2 separate regions of the Homo sapiens genome follow, and region 1 is linked to region 2. The links are chromatin loops, found by intact Hi-C in ENCODE. Cell type or tissue: heart right ventricle. All regions are shown on one strand. Each heading gives the region's core, and the rest is flanking DNA. Links, peaks and the distances in the headings are about the cores only.

The links. Peaks named below come from ENCODE experiments on the same cell type or tissue, not always from the same donor. Only the 100,000 strongest peaks of a DNase experiment are listed, where the experiment ranks them.
Region 1: a loop joins it to region 2, with 2.5 times the contacts of the local background. A loop is called at or near these places in 4 of 110 quality-filtered maps.

What each region holds. Positions count from the first base shown.
Region 1 is chr11:17,958,790-17,969,219 of GRCh38, reverse strand. It overlaps SERGEF (secretion regulating guanine nucleotide exchange factor), which reads left to right. Exons shown (of 11, transcript NM_012139.4): 9 at 9,584-9,750. Among named protein-coding and RNA genes, the nearest start is that of SERGEF, 49 kb to the left of the region's middle. In heart right ventricle, for the core only: no CTCF peak of the experiment used is centred there; no DNase peak of the experiment used is centred there.
Region 2 is chr11:17,858,596-17,869,025 of GRCh38, reverse strand. All of the region lies in intron 10 of SERGEF (secretion regulating guanine nucleotide exchange factor), which reads left to right. LOC124902642 (a long non-coding RNA gene) reads left to right here and starts at 2,145. Exons shown (of 2, transcript XR_007062610.1): 1 at 2,145-2,235; 2 at 5,244-10,430. RefSeq lists an enhancer at 1,205-1,706. In heart right ventricle, for the core only: a CTCF peak has its summit at 4,429; no DNase peak of the experiment used is centred there.

The DNA.
Region 1 (10,430 bases), core at 1,178-9,177, 100 kb before region 2:
GTGCTGCTGGACCCTGGAGGAACAGGAAAACCAAGACCTCAGCCGGCACATCTCAGAGCAGGGACTCGTGGTCCAGCCTCTCATGTTGGTTCTTTGTAAACTGGCTTTAGAGAGTGATAGTCATAATGTTATTAACACTAGCATTTAAGAGTTTACAAAGTGCATTTATGTTTATTGCCTGCCTTTTCATCATAGGCTTGAGAGGTTGCTTGAGCAAGTTTCATTGCCTCTGCTTGAGTTGGCTGGGACTTGTAAGTTTAAGGTTCTTCCATTAGGAAAGGTGATGTGCTGTAGAGGAGAAGCTCACAAAGGAAGATGGGAGCTGGACACTGGTCCTGGGCCTCCATCTCCCTCCCCAGCACTGCCTGTCTCCTTTCCCTACTTTTTATTTCTCTGTAGCAATTAACGTCATTTGCCATAGGTAATGTTTTGTTGTTGTTGTTGTCTGTCTTTCCCCTCATTAGATTTAAGCTCCATGATGGGAGGGAGTTTTGTCTTTTTTTTTTTTTTAAATTAGAGACAGGTTCTTGTTCTGTCACTCAGGCTGGAGTGCAGTAGCATGGTCATAGCTCCCTGCAACCTTGAATTCCTAGGCTTAAGCAATCTTTCCACCTCAGCCTCTGGAATAGCTAGGACTACAGGTGTGCACTACCTGTTCAACTAGTTTTTTTTAAATTGTTTGTAGAGACAGGATCTTGCTGTGTTGCCCAGGTTGGTCTCAAACTCAAGCGATCAAACTCAAGGCTCAAGTGATCCTCCCACTTTGGCCTACAAAAGTGCTAGGATTAAGTTTTATGTGTTCTGTTCAGTGCAGTAGCCCCTAGCACCTAGGACAGCACCTGGTGTATAGAAAGTGCTCAATAACTATTTGCTCAATATTGTGAATGCCTGGATCTGTTTCTATCTATATAGGCTGTGTGACTTGGAAAATTATTTGTTTTCCTTAGTTTTGTTTTCTCTTTGGAGAGTAGGTTTAGATGGTCTCTGATATCCTTGGTGGTAACAGCAATACCTACAATTCCTACTGTTCAACAAACACTGAACACCACCTCTGGGTCAGGCTCTGTGTTAGGTGCTGTGGGGAATACTGAGAGAATAAGAAAAGATCATTGTTCTTCACCCTTCAGTGGGCAAACTAAGATATGCAGTCAAATAACCCTATGTTTGGAGGGATAGAAAGTTGTTGAAACAGAGGTACAAGCACCATGCCAGTGGCTCCTAAAGGAAGAGGTGGCTTATTCTGACCAGGGGATAATAGGGTGCTTTAGGGAGGCAGCAGCATTTAAGCTAGGCCCTGAAGGGGGAGTAGGATTCCATAAGTGGGACAGACAGGCTGACCAGCATTGCAGGCTGACAGGTGTTGCAGGCTGACCAGCATTGTGAGCTGGGGGCAGAGCATGGCCCTAAGGCCCAGGAAGGAGGAATATGAATATGCTTTTGACAAAGGAGCAGTCATCCAACATTGAGAGAATGTAGGTGCTTTGAGAGAGGCAAGGGAGCTACTGAACAAACTAGGACTGGGGCTTCCTGCCATGCTCTTCCCTAGCCTGGAGGAAGAAACCAGCCTGACTCCTTCTTGCTTTTCTCTGGAAAACCCTAACCACATGTTGTAGATAGTTCTGCACTCAGTCTTGGTGTTCCTCAGGGTGCAGTCTGTCTTCACTTCTATCACTGCTGCCCCCGATTTGGTAGCTAATAAAGTCAGTGGTGAAAATGGAGCAGCTGTGTGGAATACTTCTATGTTTTGGGAATCTGACCTTTGCCATATAGGTCAAGGATGGATGAAGCTCACTCACTCATCAGCTGGGCTCTCTCTGTGCCTCCAGCCCACGTGTGTGTCCCTGTGACTCTGAACAACCTCAGGAAGTCCTTGCGAATGTTCACTTTTGAAGAGCCAGTGTGACCACGTGAAAAGTGGAGCTGAGGTCAGACAGACCTGTGCATCCCCTGCAGGACAATGACTGAGGGCACTGACTCTGGTTGCCAGGCCCCTGGGTCCCATCCTAGCTTTGCCATTGAAAGCTGCTGGCTCTGAGCCAGAGACATAACCTCTCTCTATGCGTTAATATTTTCATCTATAATTTGAGGATTATAATGCCTACTCAGGGTATTTCTGTGGATTAAAAGGGATAATCCATATGAAGAGTTTAGCATGAAATAGCCCTCAAAATATTAGCAATTATTATTGTTATTATTGCAGCTGTGCCACTTACTAGCTATGTGATCTTGGACAAGTCATTTAACCTCTGTGGTCTGTTTCTTAATCTGTAAAATGGGATTCACAATAATCATTCAGGGTTGATTTAATTATGTAACTTAATGATAGTGCCTAAAGCAGTTTTATACAGAGTCAGCTCTCAATAAATAAATTCTCCCCAACCTTTCAACTTTTGTTCATTCTCTTTGCGGGCTTTTTTCTCCCCTTTTTAGTTAGGCAGCCTGTATTTGGAAATCTTATTTCTGTATTAACTTAAAAAAATTCCAAACCTTTTATTATGTGATATTGTTTATGATACGACTTTGGAAACTTGTGACATTTTACTAAAAAATAACAAACTATACAGTCAAGTTTTAATGTTTATTTACGCTAGGAACTATATGAGTAGTCTTTGATATTAGAGTGCATGCTTTATTTTTGGACAGTGGTCAGACTAAATATTCCAAAGGTGACAATAAAATTAAATTGTATACCAGTCATTTTAATACTGAAGATTTTTAGGCATCATAATTAAAATGTAGATCAGGGAGGTATCCAAGAGGTCATCTGTTGCGGTTCTCTCATTTTATAGATGGGAAAACTGGGTGCCTAAAGCAGAAGGGACCTGTTCAAGGCCATGCAGCCTAGAAGAGAAGCCAGGATTAGGCCTGAATCTTAATTCAAGTCTTACGAGTCTTGAGTTGAAGCTTCCTCTCTTCTCTTTTCCAACTGAATCTTGCTTCATCTTTCTTCTCCGTTGTTCCTTTTACTCATTTCTTTTTCCTACCTTTAATTAATTTGTTTTGTCTCGTACATTAGAGGCTTCTGATGTGCAAGCCACTATGCTTGAATCTTAAAAAAAAAATCAAAATTCCATGATAGAGCTTTCAATGTTCTTTCTCTTTTTTGATTATCATTAGAGGCATTGACCCTAACACTTTGGTAGGTGGGAATTGGCTGAGAAGATTTAACAAAGTGGTAGAAATGCTGTGTGGAACCATGGAAATCCTTAATAAGGCTGTGTTGTTCAGTTTGGGAGAATAGTAGTAGTAATGGCCATTCACTAGTTAGTATGTGCCATAGGCTTTATGGAAAAGTATCCTTGCAGCAATGCTGCAAGGGAGATGCTTTTGTTTTCATTCTGCAGATAAGACTTAGAGCTGTTGAGTAGTTTGCTCAAGATTATGGAGCTAGTGAATGGTAGTTTTCAGTAGTGGTGAGTGAGAGGTAGGTAGGTTGATAGGTAGGGAGGTGGTTGGATTCATTTATTCTATTGTTCATTCAGGCAGCAGATATTTATTGAGTGCCTACTTTGTGTTGGGCATTATTCTAGGACACAAGAATGAGTGAAATAGCCAGTCCCCAGTGTCATGGAGCTGGCTCTCTGGAAGAGGAGGCACACATTAATTAAACAGTCCTAATGAGTGTGCATTTATAAACTGAGGTAAATGCTCCCAGGATGAGGAACATGGTCCTCTGAGATTGTTGCACAGAGGAACCTGATCTGAGTTGAGTAGTGGGCAGAGTTGAAGATGAGTAGGAGTTGACTAGGTGAATGGGGTCAGGGTAGTAGAGATAGCTGGGGACAAAGGGAACCAGTATGGAGGCTGTATTAGTCTGTTCTCACGCTGCTGTGAAGAAATGCCTGAAACTGGGTAATTTATAAAGAAAAGAGGTTTAATTGACTCACAGTTCCTGCATGGCTGGGGAGGCCTCAGGAAACTTACAATCATGACAGAAGGCACCCCTTCATAGGGCGGCAGCAGAGAGAATGAGAGCCAGCAGGGGAAATGCCAGACACTTACAAAACTATCAGATCTCATGAGAACTCACTATCATGAGAACAGCATGGGGGAAACTGACCCCATGATTCAATTACCTCCCACCAGGTCCCTCCCACAACATGTGGGGATTATGGGGATTACAGTTCAAGATGAGATTTGGGTGGGGACACAGCCAAACCATATCAGAGGCCTTGTGGAGGAGCAGCATGGCACATGCTATACAGAAAGGAGTGTGGTGTGACTGCTTCCAGCACCTGTGCTCTGAGCTCTCTCCTTGCCTGTTTCCTGCTCCTTGTACAGGAAGATGATGCTAGGTGATTCTTGGTCAGTTAGTTCTGTGTTTGACTAGTCCCTGGGTATTATCATCAAATGTCCTTTTTATAAAGTCTCTGTCCACATGGCAGAATGAAGGATGAGTTACAGAAGTCAGGTTCTTAACCTTCTAAGGACACAGAATGAATAACCCAGAGAGTAACTGGTGCTTGTATTTGTAAACAGGTGAATCATAAATATAACAAACCTATAGGTAGAGAGCTTCCTCCTTTTCATGAGTATATTCTAGAAGACCTTGTAACATCCTGGAATATTAGAGTTGAGAGGGACTGAAGAGGTCATGTGACCTTTTCTCTGTCTTACCCATGGATTTTCTTTTTATAACATCCACCTCAGTTTGCTGACTCCATTTTGCTATCTTCAGTGACATTATATTCCCTTTTTGGACAGATACTGTCAAGAAAATATGGATGATCCTCTAATCTATCTTTCTATCACCTATAGGACTCCCTTCCCTAGAACAGGGTAGAAATTTCTCTTCCCTGAAGAGCTCAGACATCCCTGGAGCTACTTCTCATTGTACCTATAGCTATGGCTGCAGCACCTGCAGCCCTTGATGGATGGTAAAGGAAGTTGGCCTCTTGAATATTCATCATCCACCCACCCTACCCACAGAGTATCCCCTGCTCTCTGTGGTTTGCATCTAGTAGTCTTTCTCCTTACTCTCTCCCCTTTCATTTATATTTGACTATTTGATAACATGTTTGCCAAACGCCCCAGGAGAGTTAAATAATTTGGTAATGAAATAACATTTTATGATTCCCATTAGCGGGACCCTTGATGTAGCATCTCTACACCTTCATCATCTTCCTACTCACCTTGAAATCCTGAAATCTCAGAATGGTGTTTATTTCCTCTCCTTTCCTTTTAAAATCACATCTAATGGGGTGCCAAGCCCTGTAAATTCTTTCTTCTTTGTTTTCCTATGACTTCTATTCTAGTTTAGGCCTTGATGCATCCTAGGCTTGTGTTATTGTTGTTGTTTCTTTCTTTTCTTCTCTTTTCACTTGCTACCTCTGTGACTTTGGGTAAGTACCTTGTTCCCTGTCAGTAACATGGGGATGGTAAAAGTGCCTAACTCACAGGGTTGTTGCAAGAATAAGCAGGATACTGTACAGAGAATGTACTTACTTTAATAAATGTAATTTAATGTACATACTTTAATAAATAAATTAATGTACATATATCGGTGATGTGTTAAAAAATATTTTACTAATAGACGTCAGGCGTGTTGGCTCACACCTGTAATCCCAGCACTTTGGGAGGCTGAGGCAGGCAGATCACTTGAGGTCAGGAGTTCAAGTCCAGCCTGGCCAACATGGCAAAACCCTGTCTCTACTAAAAATACAAAAATTGGCCGGATGGTGGTGCATGACTGTACTCCCAGCTACTCAGGAGGCTGAGGCGGGAGAATTGCTTGAATCCAGGAGGTGGAGGTTACAGTGAGCCAAGATCATGCCACTGCACTCCAGCCTGGATAATGCAGTAAGACTCTGTGTCAAAAAAAAAATTTTTTTTTTTTTTTTTTTTTTTTTTTTTTTACTAATAGTAAGCAACCAAGTTTAGGGATCCCTGGTCTGGAGGGTGAGATCCAGATCCAGCCATGGCACTTCTCTGTGGCTGGCCCCAGCCTGGCAATCTTGACTCCCTTTCTAGTCTCCTTCTCTTGTGACCCTTATTCACTCTCCTGCCTTTTGACTTTTTTTTTTTTTTTTTTTTTTTTTGAAACAGAGTCTCCCTCTGTTGCCCAGGCTGGAGTGCAATGGTGCCATCTCGGCTCACTGCAACCTCTGCCTCCCAGGTTCAAGTGATTCTCCCACCTCAGCCTCCCCAGTAGCTGGGACTACGGTCGTGGGCCACCACACTCAGCTAATTTTTGTATTTTTAGTAGAGACGGGGTTTCACCATGTTGGTCAGGCTGGTCTCAAACTCTTGACCTCAGGTGATCCTCCCACCTTGGCCTCCCAAAGTGCTGGGATTACAGGCGTGAGCCACTGTGCCTGGCCGCCTTTTGATTTTCGTATCTTTGCTCATCCCCTCACGCTGCTCCTGCAATATCCTCCCTTGGTCTCCCATTTTCTTTTCTTATCCAGAAGTTCACCTTAAATGCCTCTTGTTCCCTCAAGCCTGCCAGGACAATTCTAGTTCCAGACCCCTTAGGTGTTCTTTCTCCATACTTCTCATTTGGCCTCTGTCGTTTTCTGTGGTACGTTGATATCTTTTGCAGTCTATACTTCTTGGCTCTGTAGTTATTTCTCTGTGCTAATTCTTACATGGACATGCCTTATAAATTGTGTTGCACTTGCTGACTTCGTTTTGAGCTATTTTGTCATCTCTGTCATTTATCATTTACCTGGAGACACATACCTATACTTTTTGGATGACATTAGTGTATCTATTTTTTTTAATCATAGTAATATATAATCCTTTAAGGAGAAGATACGTTTGTTAAATTTGTGATTTGAATCTCCCTGGATTTGACAGCACGCATCAGCTTGATGCAGACATTCATCTACAGTGTATTAATGAGCATTTTTTATATGTGGATTCATTGTTTTTTTTTTACTCCAGATGACATAAAATCATCATCCATGTGTTTATGCCTTTATTTCAGCACTTACAGTCCTGAGTTCTACATGGGCTCCTGGGAAGAAGATTATTCTAGTGAGGAAAGCTGGATGGTACACAGAGCATATCCATTTAATCTGGGTTTTCGTCTTCCTCAAACATTGTAAAAATGGCTATTTCATCAGCCAAGTTTTGTCAGTTTGGGACAGCAGCTGTGCAATCATTGGAGATACCACTGGCCCTGGAGTCAGAAGACACAGGTTTAAATCTTGATTCGACTATTTGGTTGTTGATTGAACTCAACCAAATCATTTAACTCTCATCATTTAACCTCATCTGTAAAATAAGCTTAATACTCTATATGCCATAGCATTATTGTGAGGATTGAGCCAGCGTCAATGAATGTACTGGGTACCTGGGAAGAGGTCAGTAAATGTCTGTTTAAAAGAAAAGGAAAAATAAAAGGGTCTCTTCTGTCCTGGGTGAGCCTTCTGATGCAGAGTTTATTTTGAGGAGAAATAGACAAGTTCAGAGTGTGTTAAATTTAGGCTTGAGACTAAAGACTGAACGTTAAGTCAGCCTGGTTTCTGGACTTGTCTTAACCAGAATGTCTATGGCCTCCGCAGAGAGTATGAGGATTAATTAGTTAATCTTTGTAAAGTGCTTTGAAGGTGAAAAGTGCTCTGTAAGTGGAATGGCTGAATTGCTATTGGGGATATAATAATGGTGGCACCATATTCTGCCAGTCTTGCCTGTCTTTGACTTCAATAATCAATAACAGGAAAGCTCTAAGATGTTTTACTTCATGTGAAAGAAAGGATTCAATGCGTGATTTCTGGTAAAATTATTTCTGTAGTCTTAGAGATAACAACTTCCTAGTTTTTCCCAGCAGAGGAACGGTCATTTAAGCAGCAACAGTCTCATCCCCTGGTTTCTTGGGAATCTCCTGCTGAGCAATCTGGTTAGAAATCCTAGCCAGCTCAGGTAGAGGGACAATTTGCCAGTTTTGGATGCCCTATGGGTCCTGGGCACATGGGTTTTTAAGAGGCTAATCTTGCAGAAGTGAAGGAAGAGTGTTGAGTGATTATGCAGTGACTAGTGCTTAATAACCAATGCAGAGTAATACCATGGGCTAGTAGAAAGGGATGTGGCTTAGCTGTGTGACCCTGGGCTAGTCACTTCTCTGAACCTTAATTTTTTTCACCTGCCAAATGGCGGCATAGTAGTGGATGAGTACAATGATAAAGGTGGCTCACAGGAGGGTGACTTTCACCCTTTCTGGGGAGAGCTGGGGAGTCAAGAAAGGTTTCATAGAACTAGTGGTACATGTGCTGGACTCCAACGGTGGAGCCATAGTTTACCAGCTAAGGAGAGGTCATTCTTAGCAAAAGGAACAGCACACAAAGAGCCATGAAGGAGTACATTTGAATGGACCTACTCCCAGCTCTCATAATATACGAGGTACCCCAAATACCCTGTGAGCTACGCAGACTTTGTTCCCTCTTTGAGGAAGCCCAAAAGTCAGATTCCTGTAAACTGCTTGGTATCTACCTTAGTGTCTGCTAGCAGGCTGATGCTGAGAACTGTTTCCCTGCAGAGCCTTGTATCACTGCAATATTCTGACATTTCCCCATGAATCTATGGTTATTTTTTTAGCTGACACTATAAACCATATGTTGAATGTGGGGCCAGATGAAGCTTTGATACCAAACACAAAGTATGCAGTAGTAGATTTGTCTAGAATTTAATATGCACTGCTCTGTGTTTTGTCTCTAAAGCAAAGTTTTTCTTTGTTAAAATAAACATGTATAAAGAATTTATACAACGCACATGGTTATGCATATTTATTGCAGAGAATCTGTTAATAATCTATGGCTCATCAGATTTTGCATTTCTGTTGAAATAACAAATGTGGCACTTGGTACAACTGAATGAATTTGGTGAATTTTCTCTTATCTAGGAGAAGAAAGTCCATTTCTCCTTTTGCAAATCTCATTTTCTTTTGTCATTTTTAGCACTGGCCAGCTTCCCATGTGGTGCATCTGGGGGACTAAATGCTTTTCTGGCTCCAAATGGTTTTGCCATTTTTTTTTTCTTCTCTCACTCCCTTCCCTCTAGCACACATAAACACTTGCCTTAGGATTGTTAGAATTGCTCCTTTGGGTAAGAGCATAGATTCTGAAAGGTCCCTTTATGTTACAAGGAGGGGAGAGCAAATGAAGCTGGCCATTCATTGAGCTAGGCCCTAAGAGATTGTGGAGTGGAGAACTTCAAGGTGGCTAAATGGGGCCCTGGGTTGGGTGGGGGAGAGGAGAGCCTGAGAACAGGCATCTGGGCAAAGCACAAGGAGTGTGTGGGGAAGGGAGGGAATGGAAGGCCATAAAGCATGGTTGAAGTATATCCGTAGTCATATTCATATCTATATAACATGCAAGAGCAGAAACTTTAGAATGAATCTCTGCTTGAATCCAGCTCTGGTACTCACAGCTTATTTGATCTTGGGCAAGTCATTTAACCTCTCTGAACCTTAGTTTCCACATCTGTAAAAATATGAGTGCATGTGCCTTCTTTACAGGAAGATAGGAAGGCTCCTGGTAGGTGGTACTAAAATAAATGTCACACTTTCTCTTGTAATTCATTGCCTACCCATGAGAGCACAGCTGTGGAATGTAGTCTTAATTCAAATAATATTTGTTTTTAGAAACTGGCAAGATGTTTACCTGGGGCCGAGCAGACTATGGTCAGCTAGGGAGGAAGTTGGAGACTTATGAAGGCTGGAAACTAGAAAAGCAAGATTCATTTCTCCCCTGTTCAAGACCACCGAACAGCATGCCTTCGTCTCCGCATTGCTTAACTGGAGCAACTGAGGTAGGAAGTGACTTCTCACAGATGTAATCTGTCCCTTTTTCTTGTCTTTCAGTGAATCATTTACTGAGGGCCTACTGTGTGCCAGGCGTTATGGATAGGTACCATGTAGGAATCAGAAGAGGTCCTTGCCCTAAGGAGCTCATGCTTTAATGTGGTCAAAAGTCAGTCACCCAGATAACTGTACTGCAAGGCAGACTTTGTGTAGTTCCTTGGAGGTTCAAAGTACTTTGGATCTACTGTGAAGAGCAAGAAATGAATTCAGGGTACAGAGATTGGCCTAGGCTTAGAAAATGACAAGGCTGGCCAGGCACGGTGGCTCACGCCTGTAATCCCAGCACTTTGGGAGGCCGAGGTGGGCGAACTGCCTGACGTCAGGAGTTCGAGACCAGCCTGGCTAACATGGTGAAACCCCGTCTCTACTAAAAATACAAAAATTAGCTGGGCGTGGTGGCACACACCTGTAGTCCCAGCTACTTGGGAGGCTGAGGCAGGAGAATTGCTTGAACTCAGGAGGCAGAGGTTGCAGTGAGCTGAGATCACACCACTGCACTCCAGCCTGGAGGGGGGTGGGGGCAGAGCAAGACTCTGTCTCAAAAACAAAAACAAAAAAAACAACAAAAAAAGAAAATGACAAGGCTCTGATCTGTGCTTTGGAGGATGGGTCAGACTTGAGCAAGCAG
Region 2 (10,430 bases), core at 1,359-9,358:
CTTAAGGCCAGGAGTTTGAGACCAGCCTGGTCAACATGGCTGATATGGTTTGGCTGTGTCCCTACCCAAATCTCATATTGAATTCCCATGTGTTGTGGGGAGTGACCTTGTGGGAGGTAATTGAATCATGGGAGCAGGTCTTTCTCATGCTGTTCTCATGATAGTGAATAAGTCTCACGAGATCTGATGGTTTTAAAAAGGGGAGTTTCCCTGCACAAGCTCTCTCTTTGCCTGCCACCATCCATGTAAGATGTGACTTTCTCCTCCTTGCTTTCTGCCATGATTGTGAGGCCTCCCCTGCCATGTGGAACTGTAAGTCCATTAAATCTCTTTATTTCGTAAATTGCCCAGTCTCAGGTATGTCTTTATTAGCAGCATGAAAATGGACTAATACAGTAAATTGATACCAGGAGTAGGGTGCTGCTGAAAAGATACCCGAAAATGTGGGTGCGACTTTGGAACTGGGTAACAGACAGAGGTTGGAACAGTCTGGAGGGATCAGAAGAAGACAGGAAAATGTGGGAAAGTTTGGAGCCCCCTAGAGACTTGTTGAGTGACTTTGATCAAAATACTGATAATGATATGGACAATGGAATCCAGACTCAGGTGGTCTAAGATGGAGATGAGGAACTTGTTGGGAACTGGAGTAAAGGTGATCCTTGTTGTGTTTTAACAAAGAGACTGGTGGCATTTTGCCTCTGCCCTAGAGATTTGTGGAACTTTGAACTTGAGAGAAATGATTTAGGGTATGTGGTGGAAGAAATTTCTAAGCAGCAAAGCATTCAACAGGTGACTTGGGCACTGTTAAAGGCGTTCAGTTTTAAAAGGGAAACAGAGCATAAAGTTTCAGAAAATTTACAGCCTGATGATGTGATAGAAAAGAAAATCCCATTTTTCTAAAGAGAAATTCAAGCCAGTTGCAGAAATTTGCATAAGTAACAAGGAGCCAAATGTTAATCCCCAAGACAATAGGGAAAATGTCTCCAGGGCATGTCAGGGGTCTTGATGGCAGCCCCTCTTATCACAGACCCAGAGGCCTAGAAGGAAAAGACGGTTTTCTGGGCTGGGTCCAGGGTGCCCCTACTGTATGCAGCCTAGGGACTTGGTGCCCTGTGTCCCAGCCACTCCAGTTGTGGCTGAAAGGGGCCAATGTAGAGCCCTGGCCGTGGCTTCAGTGGGTACAAGCCTCAAGCCTTGGCAGCTTCCACATGGTGTCGAGCCTGCGAGTGCACCAAAGTCAAGAATTGGGGTTTGGGAACCTCTGCCTAGGTTTCAGAAGATGTATGGAAATTCCTGGATGCCCAGACAAAATTTTGCTACAGTGGTGGGGCCTTCATGGAGAACTTCTGCTAGAGCAGTGTGGAAGGGAAATGTGGGGTCAGAGCCCCGACACAGACTCCCTACTGGGGCACTGCCTAGTGGAGCGGTGAGAAGAGGGCCACTATCCTCCAGGCCCCAGAATGGTAGATCCACTGACAGCTGTGCACCTGCAAAAGCCACAGACACTCAGTGCCAACCCATGAAAGCAGCTAGGAAGGAGGCTGTACCCTGCAAAACCACAGGGGCAGAGCTGCCCAAGACCATGGGAACCCACCTGTTAACATCAGCATGACCTGGCTGTGAGACATGGAGGCAATGGAGATCATTTTGGAACTTTAAGATTTGACTACGCTACTGGATTTTGGACTTGCATGGGGCCTGTGGCCCCTTTGTTTTGGCCAATTTCTCCCATTTTGAATGGCTATATTTACCCAAAGCCTGTACCCCCATTGTATCTAAGAAGCAACTAACTTACTTTTGATTTTACAGGCTCATAGGCAGAAGGGACTTGCCTTGTCTCATATGAGACTTTGGACTGTGGACTTTTGAGTTAATGCTGAAATGAATTAAGACTTTAGGACACTGTTAAGAAAACATGATTGGTTTTGAAATGTGAGGACATGAGATTTAGGAGGGGCCAGGGGCAGAATGATATGGTTTGGCTGTGTCCCAGATCTCATCTTGAATTCCCATGTGTTGTAGGAGAGACACAGTGGGAGGTAATGGAATCACGGAGGCAGGTCTTTCCTGTGCTGCTCTTGTGATAGTGAATAAGTCTCACGAGATCTGATGGTTTTAAAAAGGGGAGTTTCTCTGCACAAGCTCTCTCTTTGCCTGCCACCATCAGTGTAAGATGTGACTTGCTTCTCCTTGTCTTCTGCCACGATTGTGAGGCCTCCCCAACCACATGGAACTGTAAGTCCATTAAATCTCTTTCTTTTATAAATTACCCAGTCTTGGGTTGTCTTTATTAACAGTGTTAAAACAGACTAATAAAATGGTGAAACCGCGTCTCTACTAAAAATACAAAAAAATTAGCTGGGCTTAGTGGCACATGCCTGTAATCCCAGTTACTTGGGAGGCTGAGGCACAAGAATTGTTTGAACCAGGGAGGCGGAGGTTGTAGCGAGCCAAGATCCTGCCACTGGACTCCAGCCTGGGTGACAGAGCAAGACTCCCTCTCTCTCAAAAAGGGGGGATATGTTCTGAGAAATGTGTCATTAGATGATTTTGTCATAAGCAATATAAAGTGTACTTAACAAACCTAGATGGTATAGCCTAGTACACACCTAGGCTATATGGTTTAGCCTGTTGCTCCTGGGCTATAAACCTGGACAGCATGTTACTGTACTGAATACTGTAGGCAATTGTAACACAATGGCTGATCAGTTATCTGAAAACTATTTATGGAGTTCTTTGGCTGCCTTCCTGGGTCCTGTTGCTACCAGAGCAGCCGTAAGGCATTACCCAAAATTGCACAGCTGGTCAGTAGCAGAGCTGGGACTAGCACTCAAGTCTAGCTTGTGCTATTCAGAAGGAGATGGTGCCTGATTCTCAAGGGGCTTTCTCAAGTGGTTGCTTGAGCTGTTTGCCAGACAGGGAGACAGCAGCTAAAGGCAGAGCAACAGTTTTTTAGTTCTATTGGTTACCAGTGCTCTGTCCCAGGTCTTGCCTTTCTCAGGCAAAATATGGTACAAAAGATTAAAGATGATACATCTGTATACGGCATTTACTATGAATGGAGCTTTCAGGACTGGAAGTTGTTCTGGGTGAGTCAGTGAGTGAGTGATGAGTGAATATGAAGGCCCAGGACATTATTATATACTACTGTAGCCTTTATAAACACTATACACTTAGGCTGTAAATACTGTGCACTTAGGCTACACTGAATTACACACAAAAAATCTCTTTCTTCAAACGTAAATTAACCATAGCTTACTATAACATGTTGCTTTATGAACTTTAAAAAACTTTTTTACTCTTGTAATAACACAGCTTAAAACACATTGTACACAGTACAAAAATATTTTTTAATATATTTTATAAGCTATTTTCTATTTCTTAAATTATTATTATTATTATTTTGCTTTTTAAACTTTTTTGTTTAAAACACAAACACACACATTAGCTCAGGCCTGTACGGGGTCAGAATTATCAATATCACTGTCTTTCACCTCCACATCTTGTCTCACTGGAAGGTCTTCAGAGGCATGTATGGAGCCATCATCTCCAATGGTAACAATGCCTTCTTCTGTAATATCTCCTGAAGGACCTGCCTTTTAGGAGGTATTTTTACAGTTAACTTAAAAAAAAGATAAGTAGAAGGAATACACTCCAAAATAACAATAAAAAGTATAGTATAGTAAATACACAAACCAGTAACATAGTCATTTATTTATCAAGTATTATTACATACTGTACATAATTGTATGTGGTAGACTTTTATATGACTAGAAGCACAGTAGGTTTGTTTACACCAGCATCATCACAAACATGTGAGTAATGTGTTGTGTTACAACATTATCACAGCTACTATGGCAGTAGGCAATAGGAATTTTTTCAGCTCCCTTATAATCTTATGGGACTACCATTGTATATATGGTCCAGTTGTTGACCGAAACTTGGTGATGTTTTGGTCAACAAAATAGCATGACTATATTTTTATGGTTTTATTTTTGGCATCTAAATCTTCGATCCATATGGAATTTATCCTGGTATAAGTCAGGTGTGCATTCAGCCTCACAATTTTTTAAATGGCTGATCAGTTATCTCAAAACTGTTTATTGAATTCTTTGGCTGCCTTCCTGGGTCCTGTTGCTACGAGAGCAGTCCTAAGGCATTACCCAAAATTGCACAGCTGGTCAGTAGCAGAGCTGGGACTAGCACTCAAGTTTAGCTTGTGCTATTCAGAAGGAGATGGTGCCTGGTTCTCAAGGGGCTTTCTCAAGTGGTTGCCTGAGCTGTTTGCCAGACAGGGAGACAGCAGCTAAAGGCAGAGCAACAGTTTTTTAGCTCTCTTGGTTACCAGTGCTCTGTCCCAGATCTTGCCTTTCTCAGCCCTGGAACTGATATATTCGTTGCCACTACCACACCTGGCCGCTTGGGGCACCATATTTTCCTCTCCAACAGGCCAGAAACATGATAAACCTTTTACATTTAAGAAAGATGTTTCACAATAAATACAGAGTGTTTTTTTTACAGAATCTTGCTTATTGCTCAAGTCACATTTCTGTTAAGTCATACATTTTCAAGGCATAGCTTCAAATCCCAAGATGTAACTTTTTACCTCTCAATCAAGGTGGATTTTTCACTGTTCCTAAAGAAGCGACATTTATATCACTCCACAGGAGTCATTCTATATGACACCACAGGTGAGGGTGCCAGGCTGTTGAGGAGGCTCCCATACTTGCTAAATTACTCTTTCATGCTGGCCATTTTAGGCACAAGGTTGACCACCTGTTTAGCACAATGCTCTGGTCCTTTTTAGGGTTGCTTACAGTAGTAGAAACTGCATTTGTGACCCACTGCACTTGTTTACAGTTACTCAAGAGGCTTGAGGCCTTGCGAAAGTAAATCTAATGTGAACTCAAAGAGGAAAATACAAAAAATTAGAGCAAGTTAGAGACAGCCTTCCACTGTGCACCATAACTAGAGTTATGGTGATAACTCTCTGTGTTATCCTAGGCAGTTACTCTCCTTCTCTGGGCCTCTAGAATCCCCATCTGGGAAATGTGGGAGCTGGACTAGACAATTTCTAAAGTCTTCTGCAACTCTCAAAGTCTGTCTTCATGTCCACAAACTGTGTTTAACATCTTCATAGACTCAGACCATCTATACTTGCCATGCATGCAATAGGTGCTTCATGTGTTTGTTAAATACTCAATGAACATTATATGCAATATTTTCTCATTCTCTCCTTTCAGCTTACTAGTGTCTGATGATGTGCCATGTAGTGTTATGGATGCTGTGGAGGAATACAACATTCATGGAATTCACATTCATGGAACTCACATTTAGTGGGAAAGAGAGCTATGGGAATTAAATTTGGCCATACTTTGGACTTAAATACTGAATGAATGAATGAATGAATGAATGAATACAAAGCAGACCATGATAAGAACTAGGAGAAAGAATGAAGAGGTAAGAATGATTGATTTTGGAAATCCTTATGGAAGAAGTGGCTCCTCAGTGGAGGAAGGGTAAAGAGCAGCATTCTGTGCTGAGGGATAAGCATGAGCAAAGGGAAAGAAGGCTCTAAAGTGTGAATGGTTGAGGGACAAGTGGTCAGCCAGCAAAACAGCTTAGGACCAGGTCTCCAACAGCATGCTGAAAGGCATTGACTTTATTGTTTAGACAGTGTAGAACTATCGTGGGTTATTTAGGAAGATTCTTCAGAAGTTGACAATTATAGCAGATAAAACTTTTTTTTCGTTAAAGGATAATACCTTTTTACAGAGTAAAACTGAAGTGATGTAGTTAAGTACAAAGTGCTGACACTATTCTGAACATTTTGCATATATCATCTCACTTAGTTATCACCATGCAGGGTAGAAAGTAGATAGAAATTGTCCCCGTTTTTCAGATGAGAACTCAAAGAAGTAGAGCCCAGAATTCAAACTAAGGTCTGCTGACTGCAAGGTCTGCACTTGCCGCTTCTTGTGCTGCTCCCTGCAGAGGTTTGACTTAGGTTAATTAGCATATCAAGCAGCATAAACTGAACTTTTAATATGCATGTGGCTTTGGAAGACAGGAAAAAGCAACAGCAGAGCTAGCATTACTGATGGTACTTGTTTGTAGGGGCAGAGACCAGCCCCCATCCTTTTGTCTTATCTACCATAGCATAGCAACTAGGGGACAACCACATGTGACATTGGGCAGCTTTGACAATGGCCAGGCAGTCCAGCCCATGAGCCTGCTCTGTCCTTCCTTAGACAGGCACTAGCTTCCTGAGCCTGGGCAGCACCATCGTATCTGCAAAACTCAGACTCACAGTATTGCCTCTCCGCATCCACAGGCCTCAGCTTATGCTAGTGCCCCTCTGTATCACCTGTCCTATGACTGCTGTCCCTGCTGCCTCTTGCCTCTGGAATCCTCTGTTCCTCCTTGGTGCACCTAAAGCCCTTAAATGTAGAACAGCTATGACTATTCATTCACCGTGCTGTCCCTGGGCAGTGCTTTAGCAACATTCGGTTTGCCTATTTGTCCATTCATGAATTCATTTATTAAGAAGCTGTACCATGCAATAGGAAGAGTACTGGGACAGAATACCTGAGTACTAGACAAGCTGCTGACACCTTGGGCAGGCCACTTTCCTTCTACAGGCCTCCTTTTCTTTATGGATAAAATAGGAGAATTGAGTAAGATAATCTTTGAGGTCTCTACTAGCTCTCTCACTTTGAGGCTGTTTTGTTTAGCTGTAAATTCACACCTTCATCCTAACATGGGGTTAGGGAATGCTTCTTAGAAGAGATGATCCTTGAAGTGGGTCTTAACGGATGAGTATGAAGAAGAGAAAGGTATTCCAGGGAATATGATCAACATGAACAAAAGTATGGAGAAGGCATGGCAAACTGGGGGAAATGAGGGCCTCTGGAGGGGAGCAGAGCAGTGGGAGACAAGGCTACAGTGATGGCTACGTTCAGATCGTAAAAGCTTTAATGTCAGGCTAAGGAACTAGAACTTCATCCTGTGGGGTAAAGGTGCAGGAAAGGTTTTAAAGCAGAGAAATGACTTGATTTGATCTATTTTTAGAAGCTAGTACTGTTCAACAGAGAAACCTGGGAGGAATGGCAGTGGTTTCAATCTTGTGGCTTTGTAAGATATTAATTTGGTAAGTTTTTGCTTTTTAGCGAGACAAGATGCTACCGACCTATTGGATAGGGGATGTCATGATTTACAGTCTGACTGTGGCTCTAGAATCCCCATCAGACTCCTTTATCCAGATTCTGCCCCATTCTAGTTGGCAACTCCAGGCCTAGGCCAAAGCCAGCCCTTTTCTCTTCCCATGACAACCAAGCCAAACAGCTGACTTAGGAAGCTCCACAGTGTAGCCCTTGCGGCACGCATGCATGTGTCAGTAGGTCCTCATGTGTGCTCACTGCTTCATAGTGTATCAGGCTCTTTGACTCACCAACTCTTTTCATTCTTACAGTAACTCTGAAGTTCTCAGAGAAAGTACAATCCCTACTGTACAGTGGGGAAATGGAATCTCAGAAGGATTGCATGATTTGCCCCAAGCAGCATAATGTAGTGTAAGGGGCATGAGGCCTTGGAGTTGTTAAGTCATGGGTTCCATTTCCAGTTCTGCTGCTTAATATCTTGATATCTGACCACGGGCAAGATTGCCACCCTCTCTAAACTGTGGGTTTCTCATCCTTAAAGACTGAGATAATAATAGCTTCTGTATGTGTGTATCATTGGAGCGAATTATGTGGTTTATGGAAAAGCTCTTGGCACAGAGTAGGTGCTCAGAATGTCTGTTTCTGTTTCCTCTGACTCACTTCAGTGCTCTTTCTGGTGTTTCGCCTTGCTTCCCATATGGCCCTCTTTGTCATCTCTCTTGCTCCTCTATTCTTAAGTCAATGCCACAGACATGCATTACTGGAAATGTTCTTCCTGGGTACACAATATGAAGCTAAGCCTTGTGGATGAAGTGAGAGGACATAGGAAATGGCCCTTTCCCTCACTGCTTGCTACCTGATTATTGTGGGTGTTAGGGTGGAGAGGGTTTAGCCTTCACTCTTGAAACAAAGCTGAGGTGATCTGACCATCTCATGATGATCCCTTCTTGCTCCTCAGGGAACTTACTGTATGCCAAGTGCCGGACTCAACTCTTACACTGTCTCACTAAGCTCTTACACACTGTTACATCCACTGTGTGTGTATCTTACATACGCTTCTGTATTCTTAACATATAACCCTGTTCTACAGATGAGGAAAATGAGGCTCAGAAAAGCTAAACCTATTAAGATCTTAAACTCATATTTGATGAAACCAGGATTTGAGCTAGGTTATCTGATTCTGGAGCATGCACTCTTAAATTAGATTACCTTTTGTTTATTACAAAATAGTGTATGTACATAGTTTAAAAATTTTCTAAATACTAAAAGGCTTAGTAATGGCAATTTCTGCCTCACCTTTTCCCACTCTTTTGTCCAATTTCCGGAGCCAACCATTTTGAATTATTTTGGGGTGTCTATCTCTATATTTCTAAACTAAATGTCTATTTAAGATATCAATTTTAAAATAAATTTTATCTGTTGCTTTCTTATAAATAAAAATTTAATTATCTTATACCACCACCTTCATTTCCCTTCCCTCCATCCTCACGTGTAGTTAAGTCATTAGTCTATTATTATGAGTAGTGTAAATACTGTTCTCACTGCTAAGCCAAGTAATATATCATGATATGGTTCCTATGCTATACTTTTCTTTTCCTGGAGTTAAACTTGCCTGTTTATTTTCCCCTTCCTTTAACTGACTTTCTATATACCAATTACTAATTGTTCCCAAATGCCTCCAAAACATCTATAAAACACCTCTTACACGCTTTGCAACATGGTCAAAGACGTCAACTCTTTCAGCAGTCTCCCCACCCCCACTTTCACCACATGCCACTCTGGGGTTCAGCCTTTCTGTTCCACTCTGAAATGGTTACTCTAGGCCTGCACCGTGGTTACGTGATGACTTCTCTATACCATTTCCCTGTGTTAAATCCCTGTTCCCTATCTTCCTTCTTCTTTAGATTAGTCTCATTTTGGTGGGGCACAGGACTCAGTACCTTTCCCGGAAAAGAGGAGTTGAAGATAAATTTTTTGGTTCTTTGAAATTCTGAAAATATACTTACTCTATTTTCACATTTGATTGACACTTTCACTGTTTGTAGAAATCTAGGTTGGCAATTTTTTTCATTCTGACTTTTGCATGCATTTCCCATTGTCCTCTAGCATCTAATGTTACTATTGAGAAGTCTGCTGCTTTTTCTAATTCCTGTTTCTTTGTACGTTGCCATTTTTTTTTCCTTGAAATTCTTAGGAACTTCTCTTTACTTCAGTGTTTTGAAATTTTATGATGACATGCCTTGATATGTATCTTCTTTATTCATTGTTCTGGTATTTATTGAGCCTTCTCAGTCCAGAGGCTTAGGCCTGCCAGTTCTGGGAAATCTTTCTTGAAATTGTTTTACAATTTTTTCCTTATTTTTCTTTGTTCTGTCTTTCAGGGACTTCTATTGAATGTATATTGAATTTCCTGACTCCTAATTTTCTTATCTTTTCTTTCCTCTTGGGCATGTTTTTACTTTTCTTACCACTTTGTGAGAAAATTTTTTGACTTGATCTTCCAACTTTTCTAATGGAACTTTTATTCAGCTATTATTTTTAATTTCTAAGGTTCTTTCTTATTTTTAATCCTTTAAAATAGTTTTCTGTTCTTGTTTATATTGCCATATCATCTATCATTTTTCTATGGATATTAATTATAGAGTTTAAACAAATGTTTTCTTCTCTGCCTTGACTCTGTTTTTTTCCAATTTTTAATTTTCTATTTCTTTGTTTTGGGTTCTGTCTTTCACACTGGAGACTGTGCTTTATGTTTTTTGTTTGCCCTGTAGATGCATTATCCACCTTTTTTCACACTCCATATATCCCTAGGGAGGATGGCCTCTCTATGGCCTGCATCAACTGGCCCTCTGGCTTCTGGTTGGGTTCAGCTAATGAGAGGAACGGCAGATCTCAGGACTGAAAAACAACGAGGTCAGGGTATTTATTCTCCTAGCTTCTCCCTGCTTACCTGCCATGGCTGCATCCCTCTATCAGGGATTCCAGTCTGGTGTCCCTCTCCTTAACTTCACCCTCTCCAATTCACCCTCTCCAAGGGTAACCACTCCTTTCCCTTACTTCTTCAGGCTTAGAGGTGGTAGAGCTCTAGTTTTATCTAGTAGTCCTGGAATATAAACATTGTCCATACCTCTGTAAATGGTTCCTTTATTAAACTCTCACCTGCTGTCCAGTTTGATGTGGTCTTCTGCTGAGATTCTAACTGATACAGAGGTTTTCCTCTCTAAAGATCTGATGATCTTTAGCTGGCTGTTTATATTGAAAAGAGATACT